3 separate regions of the Homo sapiens genome follow, and all the other regions are linked to region 3. A link is a contact called in ENCODE Hi-C or POLR2A ChIA-PET data. All regions are on one chromosome and are shown on one strand. The core of a region is the stretch at or near the end of the contact, and the rest is flanking DNA. Distances in the headings are between cores, read along the strand shown.

Region 1 (3,145 bases), core at 370-2,869, 410 kb after region 3:
ACAAAAAAAACAAAAAAAACAACTCCAGCTGAGGCCATCATCTGTGGGGTCTGATACATCCTTCAGGTTATTCTGATGCGTGCTCATGTTTGGGAACCACAGGTGTCTGTACCAGTCACGGTAATCCTATCCCTCCTTGCTAGTGACAACGAAAATGAGTGATGGAGGAATAAGTCTCGAATCATTGCGGTTTAGCAAGGCAGCTTAAAGGGAGTGCCCAGGAAAAATGCGAGTCACAGAAGCATCTGTGGCTGTTTTTTCCAAAGAGGGTCTCAGGAGGTTTAGCATTTATACATTTTCCTGAAGAAAGTGGGGCAGGGCATGAGACAAATGATTACATACTTGTGAGACTTTAGTTGGTGCTCATTTTTCCTAAGATAAGGTGAACATTTGAAGAAAAAGGGAATAGAGGAAGAAGATGTCTGAGGAGGGGTGAAGGTGTCTTTGTTCTGTACCTGGAAAGATAAACTAGTAGTCTTTTGAAAGGGCTGGTTTCTGTTTAGCCCTGAGGGAAGAAAACCTAATAGCTGTTATAGAGGTAGGGGGTATAATGAGGCGTGTCCAATCTCCCATCCCCTCATGGCCGTGAATTCAGCTTGCAAGATTCCCTTGGCCAAGAAGGGGTCTGTTCAGTCAGTTAGGGGCTTGGAATTTCATTTTTATTTCTTACTCGTGATTGACTTAGGAATCTAGGCTCAAGCCAATCAGCACATAGCATTCCCTTGATGTCAGTTATTAGTTTGTGGTTAAGGGAGTGGCCCTGTGTCTTTGTGGCAGCCATTCTGACTATGAAGGGAGCCAGGCTTAAAAGGCAGCTGACACTGAGGATGGAAAGCAGAGATGCAGAAAGAACCTAGGTCCTTGACACCAGGGTTCAATCAGCCTGTCCCATCTGTGAACTTCCAGTTACATAGGCCAATACATTTCCTTTTTGGTTAAACTCATTTGAGTTGGCTTTTCCGTTAGTTGCCGCTGAAAGCACGCTACCAGATACAGTAAGCATTATAATCCCTACTTTTACACAGGAGAGATTAGTTCAGACAACTAGGAAGCAGATGCGCTAGGATTTTTTTTTTTTTTTTAAGACAGAGTCTTGCGCTGTCACCCAGGCTGCAGTGCAGTGGCACGATCTCAGCTCACTGCAACCTCGGCCTCCTGGGTTCAAGCGATTCTTCTGCTTCAGACACCTAAGTAGCTGGGACTACAGGTGCACACCACCGCACCTGGCTAATTTTATGTATTTTTAGTAGAGACGGGGTTTCACCATGTTGGCCAGGCTGGTCTGGAACTCCTGACCTCAAGTGATCCTCCCACCTCAGCCTCCCAAAGTGCTGGAATTAGAGGCATGAGCCACTGTAGCCGGCCCATGCTAGGATTTGAATCCAGGTCTCTGTTGTTAAATCCCACTTTTATAATGAAGCCATCAATGGTGAGATTTGTCCCTTTCTGGAAAGTAGAGGGTTTTGGTGAGTTAGGGTACTAAGACTACAGGCGGGCAGTGGGCATCAGACAAAAGAAGGGATACCATGGAATGAGGAAAAGGTCGGGAGAGAGGAGGGAGGATGCATACAAGACAAATCACTCCTGCTTAAGTCTTTTCTGGGCCGGCCCCAGGCTCTGGTATTTCTTTATGTCCTTAAATCAAATGACGTCCTTTCTCTTCTCCTCTTCCCCAAAATGCAAGACCAACACTGGAAGAGTGGAAAGCCAGTGTTCCTTTGAGGAGGAGGCTGATTGGTCCAAGTAGTTCTATAAACTGCATCCACCCACATCACGCTACTCCAAAGACACTTTATAATCACAAAAGAAACAATCCGGAAGATTCCAGTTGTCAATGCAGCTTGAATTGTAGCAGCAGCAGACCTTGCCCAAAAACATATAACATGGCATAAAGTCAGGATTGTTATAACCTTGGGGATCCCAAGGCTCCGTGCTCCCTCCGTGGATGCCAACGTTTGCGGGGGCTCGTGTCTCTGTTCCGCTACACCGCTGCCTCCGACGCAGGTCTGCTTCATCTCTCCCACCACGTTTCCTGCCTCCTCTGGTGCCCCCCTCTGACAGTCATGTGGCTAATTTTAAACCGTAATCTGAAGCCCAGAACCGGGAAAGTCCCATGGTCCGAGGGTGGCCACAGCTAAAGGACACTCGGGAAACATGACAAAAGGCTTTGGAGAAATGAGGCAAACAGGAAGGGGACAACTTTCTCTCCAGTGAGGATCAAGAGTTTAAAATAAGAGCAGAACATCCTTGTTAAAAAATACTGCAAAGGGCTTTGTGCTAACTTGAAACTGATTGCTAAGGGAAGCAGATAGTAAGTGGAGCACTATTTTAGTACTAGGAAGGGACACCAGTAAGAGGACAGTCCTTCTGATGAGGTTTAATTATATAAACTAATTTCTTTTCTTTTCTTTTCTTTTTTTTTTTTTTTTTGAGACAGAGTCTTGCTCTGTTGCCCAGGCTGGAGTGCAGTGGCCCGATCTTGGCTCACTGCAACCTCTACCTCCCAGTTTCAAGTGATTCTGGTGCCTCAGCCTCCTGAGTAGCTAGGACTACAGGTGCCCACCACCACATCTGGCTCATTTTTGTATTCTTAGTAGAGACGTGTTTCACCATGTCGGCCAGGCTGGTCTCAAACTCCTGACCTCAGGTGATCTGCCCGCCTTGGCCTTCCAGTGTGCTAGGATTACAGGCATGAGCCACCACGCCCAGCCTATATAAACTAATTTCATCCTCCTAAGGACCACATGAGATAGGTATTACTATTACCCCTATTTCACTGAGGAGGAGACTGAGGCACTGAGAGGTTAAGTCATCTGCCCACCGTCATACAGGGTTCAAACCAAGGCAGCCTGGCTCTGGAGGGCACACTCCTTGCCAGGACACAAGGCAAGGAGTCCTGAGGAGGAGGAGTCCATGTTAGCTAACAAGGAGTTCATGTTAGCAGGGGTAAGCACAGAGAAGAATGGATGGGTCCAGACACCTTCTCAGAGGAAGTCAGTTTTGATAAAAAATGAAGATTGGCCGGGCACAGTGGCTCATGCCTGTAATCTCAGCACTTTGGGAGGCCGAGGCGGGAGGACTGCTTAAGCCCAGGAGTTTGAGACCAGCCTGGTGCAACATAGCAAGACCTTGTTTCTACTAAAAA
Region 2 (3,529 bases), core at 642-3,141, 370 kb after region 3:
ACATTTCAGTAAAGGAAGGGGTTATATAAGCATTCTGGTTTGATGGAAAAGTAATTTTATGATTGAAGTATGAACTGAAATGGCTCTTCCACTGGGCAGAGGCATTAATGCCATAAAACTGCCTTTAAGGGACTATTAGAGGGTCACCATGACTGCTGCAGCTCAGGGCTGTTACTTTCTAACCATTACATGCCTAATGTCATGTGTATTATGCTTTAATAACTATTTAAAAATTTGACCCCATAAGGACAATTTTGTAGGGTAGGTTAGGTGTCCCAGATCAGGTTTCCTAGAAACGGAGGCTGAGATGGGGTTTCTGGTACCTGTGATCTTTTGACAGAGTGCTCTCAAGTGAAATGTGTAGGGGAATAAGGGAAGTAAACTAGCACGGGGAGGAAGCCAGGCGAAGATGTAAGCTCGGTGAGGTCTGGCTCCAGCCTAACCCCACAGGAAGCTCTGGAGTGTGTGTGCACCATGCAGTCATCCCACCTTAAGGCAAGAGTCCAGGGCTTTTAAAGCCTGTATTAACCACTCATTAGCTGCAGACCACATTCCTCCCTGGGGTGGTATAACATCCGAGGGATCTCTGGGCAAGGAGGTGAGGGTGTGGCTATGAGTCACTGGCAACATTCCCTGTGGCCTGAGATGGGTGCATCAGCAGGTGACAGGACATGCTCAGGGCACCAAGAGCATCCAAGGATGCTTTTTTTTTTTTTTTTTTGAGATGGAGTCTCACTCTGTCACCCAGGCTGGAGTGCAGTGGTGCCATCTCAGCTCACTGCAACCTTCGCCTCCCAGATACAGATGATTTTAATGCCTCAGCCTCCTGAGTAGCAGGGATTACAGGCTCCTGCCACCCCACCAGGCTAATTTTTGTATTTTTAGTAGAAACGGGGTCTACCATGTTGGCTAGGCTGGTCTCAAACTTCTGACCTTAGGTGATCCACCTGCCTCGGCCTCCCACAGTGCTGGGATTACAGGTGAGAGCCACTGCACCTGGCCTTCCAGTCACATTTCTAATCACACACCTGATCATTTCAATGACTACATCTGCCTTAAGAGAACTCTCTGAATGTTGGCATTACTGAGCAATGTTGGAATGTCACAAGTCTTGCAAATATGTCCATCAAATAAGTTCACATTTTAATAGGTTTAATCTGGGAAGAGGGTCTTTCATAAAGAGACGATTTTTAGAATACGTGTGTACGTAGGAACACAAGCCCGTAAGTTTGGCTGTTGCCACCATGCTCATTACTGACCTTCATCATGTTTATTTTCATGGTCCATATGCCTTTTTCTACTCTCTGTTGACCATGTGAAAGTCTGTCTGTGTCAGCATGGTTTACCTTAGTTTATAAGGTCCTCATAGGTATAGGTCACAACTATTTACTGTTCTCTATGTTGCATGTTGCACAATTATGGGTTTAACAACTGCTTCTTGTTGATATAGGGATGTAACTCTGCTTTTTTATTATGGCAATGATATTCTATTTGATAATTGCCCAGGCCTTAAACATATGACTAAGGCATCATCCTGAGCAGGACTTGCAAACTCAAATACCTCCATGAGCCAGGTAGATAATGTAAAAGAGTGAACCAGGTCGGGTATAAAACAATAACAGAGTGGAGAGCATAAAGGAATTTCAAATCAAAACGTTCCAAACACTTCACAGGTCAAACAAAACACCTCTGTGGGTCAGATCTGGCCAATGGTTCACCAGTTAGTGGCCTAAAGGCTAGGTCTGAACTCAAAGCCGGAAACTCAGGCCAATTACAGGTGTCCTGGATCTGTCTTAGGTTTGCCAAAAGCTATCATTACTTGTCCCTGCCTACCGTGGGTGATCTGAAATACCAGATTTTTCAGTCATGCTGCCCTGCCTGTAGAACCAGACCTGGAGATTTTGAGATACTTCCTGGCTTGCCAGGGAAATCTGAGTCATAGGTGCCCCATTTACTTAACACAACCACAAAAAAACACCTTCAAAGAGCCTATTTCCTATTGTAGTGCCCTATATCTAGGAGGCACTCCTTAAATACTTCTTGATGACACAAGCAAGCTACTTTCATAATGCTTGATTTCAAGTCTTTATAACCCATCCAGTGGTCTTCATTCTAAGAATTAAGTGTAGGGGCTGGGCACGTTGGCTCACACCTGTAATCCCAGCTCTTTGGGAGGCCGAGGCGGGCAGATCACGAGGTCAGGAGATCAAGACCATCCTGGCTAACACGGTGAAACCCCATCTCTACCAAAAATACAAAAAATTAGCCGGGCGTGATGGCGGGCACCTGTAATCCCAGCTACTCGGGAGGCTGAGGCAGGAGAATGGCGTGAACCCAGGAGGCGGAGCTTGCAGTGAGCCGAGATCACGCCACTGCACTCCAGCCTGGGAGATAGAGAGAGACTCCGTCTCAAAAAAAAAAAAAAAAAAAAAAGAATTAAGTGTTCACAGTTTAATTATGATGCAAAGATTACATATACTATACCAAGTGTTGACAAGGATGTGCAGAAATCAGAGCCCTGATACGCTCAGACACTGCAGGTGTGAAAACAGTATGGCAGTTCCTCCAAGCTTAAACTTAGATTTCCCATATGACCCAGCAATTCTACTCCTGGGTATATACCCAAAAGAAAGGAAAACATATGTTCACATAAAAACTTGCACACAAATGTTCATAGCAGCATTATTCATAATAGTAAAAAAGTAGAAATAATCCAAATATCCATCAATGGATGAATGGATAAATAAAATGTTGGCCGGGCACAGTGGCTCACATCTGTAATCTCAGCACTTTGGGAGGCCGGATCGCTTGTGTCCAGGAGTTTGAGACCAGCCTGGGCAACATGAAGAAACCCTATCTCTAGAAAAAAATAGAAAAGTTAGCCAGGCGTAATGGTGCGCACCTGTACACCCAGCTACTCGGAAGGCTGAGGTGGAAGGATCTCTGGAGCCCGTGAGGTCGAGGCTGCAGTGGGCTGTGATCATGCCACTGCTCTCCAGCTTGGGTGACAGAGCGAGACCCTGTCTCAAGAATTTTTTAATTAAATTCAATTAAACATTTAAAAATAAAATGTTGTCTATTCATAGAGTGGAACATTATTCAGCAGTATAAAGGAATGGAGTTCTGGTTCTGATGAATGTTACAACACAGATGAACCTTCATAATATTATGCTAATTGAAGGGTGCCAATCACAAAAGACCACATATTTTATGTTTCCTTTTATATGCAATGTTCAGGATAGGCAAATCCATAGACACAGAAAGTAGATTAGTGGTTGTCAGGAGTTGGGGGGAAGAGAGAGTGAGGAGTGACTGCTAGTGGGTAGAAAATTTATTTTGGGGGTGGTGAAATGTTCTAAAAGGTATGATGGTGATGGTTGCACAACTTTGTGAATATACTAAAAACTGCTGAATTGTACATATTAAATGGATAAATTATGTGGTATGTGAATTATATCTCAATAAAGCTCTTATTTTAAAAAAGGTTACATGTGCTATGAAGGTTTTTGTCATAAGCACCAAATACTGT
Region 3 (3,456 bases), core at 504-3,003:
TAGGTCATCAGGAAAGCAGGTAAGGAAGCTTTCCTCAGATGGCCTCAGAGTGAATGAATGGATGAATGAAAGCAAGAGGTTGTTTTAAGCAAGTAAGGGAGAAACCCGGATGTTACAGGAAACCTAAGGAGAGAAGTTCCGGAACTGATCTGAGGACTGAGCCAGGGAGTCCAGGAGAGCAGAGGCCAGGGGCTAGATGGAGTGGGTGAGCATCCATTTCTGCTGGCCAGGCTGGTTCACCTGGGGACTTTCTTCAGAAATTCTGTGCTGCAGGAGGAGACAGCAGATTGAAGTGACAGCCTAGTGGGTGGATTCTTTGAAAGCTGAGGAGGAGTGAGAAGCCTTGTGCGTGCGTCAAAAATAAATAAATAAATAAATAAATAAAGGCTAAATGGTAGATTTCTGAGTGGAGAGTGTGTTTGAAGGGGCCCAGGGAGGGGACTAACACATGGTGAAATGGCAGATGCTGAATCCTTGAAGACTTCAGGTTCAGGGGATTTGCAAATCGCAAACGCAACAAGAAAGGACGAGGGGATCCAAGGTGCACTCGGGGTCTTAAGGATGTTGCTCATTTAACACAATTGTTGGCATTAAAGAATTTCCAGGAAATGTCAACAGTTGGGTAGCTTTGAACAGCCCTAAAAGTGACTCAGCCAGATGGTTCCTGTAAGAATTCCTCCCTCATTCCTCCTTGTCTGCCGTCCTCCTCCTCATACAAGCTGTTTCCAGAGTGCAGATTAAGGCTTGTCAGCCAAAGAGGAACCCTACTTCAGATATCTCAGGCAACATTTACTTATCTTCACAAGCTTCCTTATTTTAAGTGCAGAGCCCTCTGACCTTTCGCTGTTTGTTCCCCTTCATCTAATTTACCCTACGTGAACTACCGCTTTTCCTGCTCCCTTCTCCTTCCCTTGCTGGTCCATTAATGCCAGCTCCTTCCTCTCTTTTTTTCTCTCCATCCTTTCTTCTCTCCTGTTTCCTCAGGGAGATGTCGAGTTTTAGCACTTCACAGCCGGAGTGATACAGAGCTGCTCTTTCCAGGCTAGCTCTGTCTTTTGCTTCATGGCAGAAACTTGAGTGTCAAGTCCGGATCCCTTGGCCTAGAACTCTGAAGAGTCAGCCTCATTTGTTAGTTCCGAGACAGACAGCTTTGGGAAGCTGAGAAAGCGCAGATCCTGGTCTTGCTCCTCTCCCTGGAGTTTCACTAGCTCTCAGGCCTGCTTGGCCTTTGCTTCTGAGGAGTCTGGAGTGATTTGCCATTCCCACAGGCGCCTCAAATAGCCTATGTCTGACTTAAATCTGATCTAGACCCTTTCATCCTTCCTACAAGGGAGTTAATGACATAGGGAATTTCAACACTGAGCCTGAACCTGTGGGGTCTGTGCACATGACCTGCACATCAGGTGCAGCCCCTCAGGCCTTCCTAGGGTCCCTCCTTCCCAGGGCATTGATGGCCAATGATGAGCAGGTCAGAGACAAAGGGGCATACATACACATGTATTCCAGACTGTTGTTCTAGGATTGAGTCCCTTCAATGAGCGAGAAATGAATTAATCTATAATTGCCCAAGAAGGCTTCTAAAAGTGACTTAATCTTTCGCTTTCATTCATGGCTGAAGAGAAGCAGTTAAGGTGATTAGAATCTGTATAAAATCAGGAAAGAAAGGTGTTTCTATAATTAGAATGACATTTTAGAGGAAGTCCAACAACCAGCTTAGGTAGTTTATCTTACAGAGTTGTGGTTGGACCACAGCAATGCTACAAAAGCTGTCACAGCTCAAGTCATCGTTCAGGAATTTACCCAGCAGATGTAGACTCAGAGATAGGATTCAAAAGGGAGCCTCAACTTGAATGCACAAGGCAAAGGATTTTGAATAGCTTCCATTTGCATCAGTTTTTTGTAGCAGTCTTGGCTTAAGTAAATTGTAACACTGCGCTTCTGGCGGTGACTTGGCATAAACTCTGTGAAGTGATGTGCCTTCTTCATCTCTATCATCTAGACTTCTTGGACAACATTCCCTGCAGGGGCCATTACTACTGCCAAATGCATAAGGGCTGGGGTGGAGGAGTGAGGGCGCCAAGCCCAGGGGATATCTAGGCAGAGGGATCTTTCCTGCTTAAGCAAAAGTTAGGTAAATAAGGGTCAATAACATGGTAGCCTATGAATTAGAGTGAGGTGAAGTTATTTTTGTTTTCATTTCTATACAGAGTTGTGCATACATCATGTATCTGTAATTCATTCTTACAGTAATTGTAAGTCATTTCATTTTTTAGATCGAGTCACCCAGGCTTGTCACAACAGGTGCTAAAAATGCACAAGATAAAAGAAGCAAGAAGTGAAACCGGAAAATGGTTCTGTGAATCAGGGAGGTGGGGTGTATAGACAGACATCAGAGGACACCCAGGTTTCTCTTCATTTCACCAGTAAAGAGCAACCTGAATGACTTACCATGCAATTATATCTGTTCTTTTTAAGCAACAGTTCAGAGACTATGAAAGCAGCGCTGATCATATCATGTGGTTTACTAGGAGGCATATAATCGCAGGTTTACAAAGCAAGAAATGGGACTAAATTGAGACAAACCAACATCACAAAGAGAATCCAAAATCCATGAAAGAAGAACTAGCTCCTAGATTTAAAATTTATATAACTGGTTAGGAGATTCGAGTTTTCATTGAGGGTTGGTTCTCAAGTCACATTGCTGAAAGAAACTTAGGGGAATGGATGCCATCGTGATGACACTTCACATTTGGGTGGATGGTGCTTTTAGTTTTGACAAAGCACTCTCCTTTTTGGCCTTATTTAGAACTGCTGTTAGATTTACTGCAGAATCATGTGGTATGAGAATGTCATATGTTCAAGACAATAATCTATGTGGATACAGGGGGTTGCTACAATGTTATCATAATAGATGGACTGAATTCTGGATGTATTTATATCAGGACCTGCTCATGAAGGAGTGAATGAGATTTCAGATTTTGCAGTATTAATTCTTATTTTTAAGTGAAGGGGAAACCATAGACCAGAAGGAACATTCATGAGCATTCTCTAAGACTCAGCAAAAGATAGAAAGGAAAGGCCAGCCCCTCCATAAAACACTCTATGTCATGCAAATTTGAAATTAGGCTGAGCTCAATCTGCGATGGTTGCCCTTAAACACTGCTAAGAAGGAAGTAAGCAAAGACGCTCTTTTAAATGGTCAGTGCTGGGCACAGTGGCTCATGCCTGTAATCCCAGCACTTTGGGAGGCTGAGGCACGCAGATCGCTTGAGTCCAGGAGTTCGAGACCAGCCTGGGCAACATGATGAAACCCCATCTCTACAAAATACAGAAAAAAAAAAATTAGCTGGGCGTGGTGGCATGTGCCTGTAATCCCAGCAACCCAAGAGCCTAAAGTGGTAGGATCGCTTGAGCCACAGGAGGTAGAGGGTGCAGTGAGCTGTGATCATGCCACTG

The links. A loop is a pair of places that touch in the nucleus more often than their neighbours do. ChIA-PET counts read pairs that join two places held with the same protein, here RNA polymerase II (POLR2A). Pooled maps may share reads with other maps.
Region 1: a loop to region 3 is called in a pooled map, with 3 times the contacts of the local background. The contact joins two enhancer-like sites. A Hi-C loop is called at or near these places in 1 of 37 single-sample maps with no recorded cell type and 7 of 50 pooled maps. POLR2A ChIA-PET finds 5 or more read pairs at or near these places in 1 of 52 experiments (activated T-cell).
Region 2: a loop to region 3 is called in a map of PC-9, with 19 times the contacts of the local background. The contact joins two enhancer-like sites. A Hi-C loop is called at or near these places in 3 of 168 maps with a recorded cell type or tissue (B cell, PC-9 and naive thymus-derived CD4-positive, alpha-beta T cell), 4 of 37 single-sample maps with no recorded cell type and 12 of 50 pooled maps. POLR2A ChIA-PET finds 5 or more read pairs at or near these places in 3 of 52 experiments (PC-9, activated CD4-positive, alpha-beta T cell and activated naive CD4-positive, alpha-beta T cell).

What each region holds. Positions count from the first base shown.
Region 1 is chr6:13,765,622-13,768,766 of GRCh38, forward strand. No RefSeq gene overlaps it. Among named protein-coding and RNA genes, the nearest start is that of MCUR1, 47 kb to the right of the region's middle. RefSeq lists an enhancer at 2,072-2,131. Within about 2 kb of position 1,620, at least 14 of the 41 ENCODE cell types and tissues checked have a DNase peak (open chromatin) inside an H3K27ac peak, as active enhancers do.
Region 2 is chr6:13,723,865-13,727,393 of GRCh38, forward strand. No RefSeq gene overlaps it. Among named protein-coding and RNA genes, the nearest start is that of RANBP9, 14 kb to the left of the region's middle. Within about 2 kb of position 1,892, at least 7 of the 41 ENCODE cell types and tissues checked have a DNase peak (open chromatin) inside an H3K27ac peak, as active enhancers do; they include PC-9, where a contact is called at or near this core.
Region 3 is chr6:13,353,843-13,357,298 of GRCh38, forward strand. No RefSeq gene overlaps it. Among named protein-coding and RNA genes, the nearest start is that of TBC1D7-LOC100130357, 27 kb to the left of the region's middle. RefSeq lists a silencer at 1,774-1,863. Within about 2 kb of position 1,754, at least 12 of the 41 ENCODE cell types and tissues checked have a DNase peak (open chromatin) inside an H3K27ac peak, as active enhancers do; they include PC-9, where a contact is called at or near this core.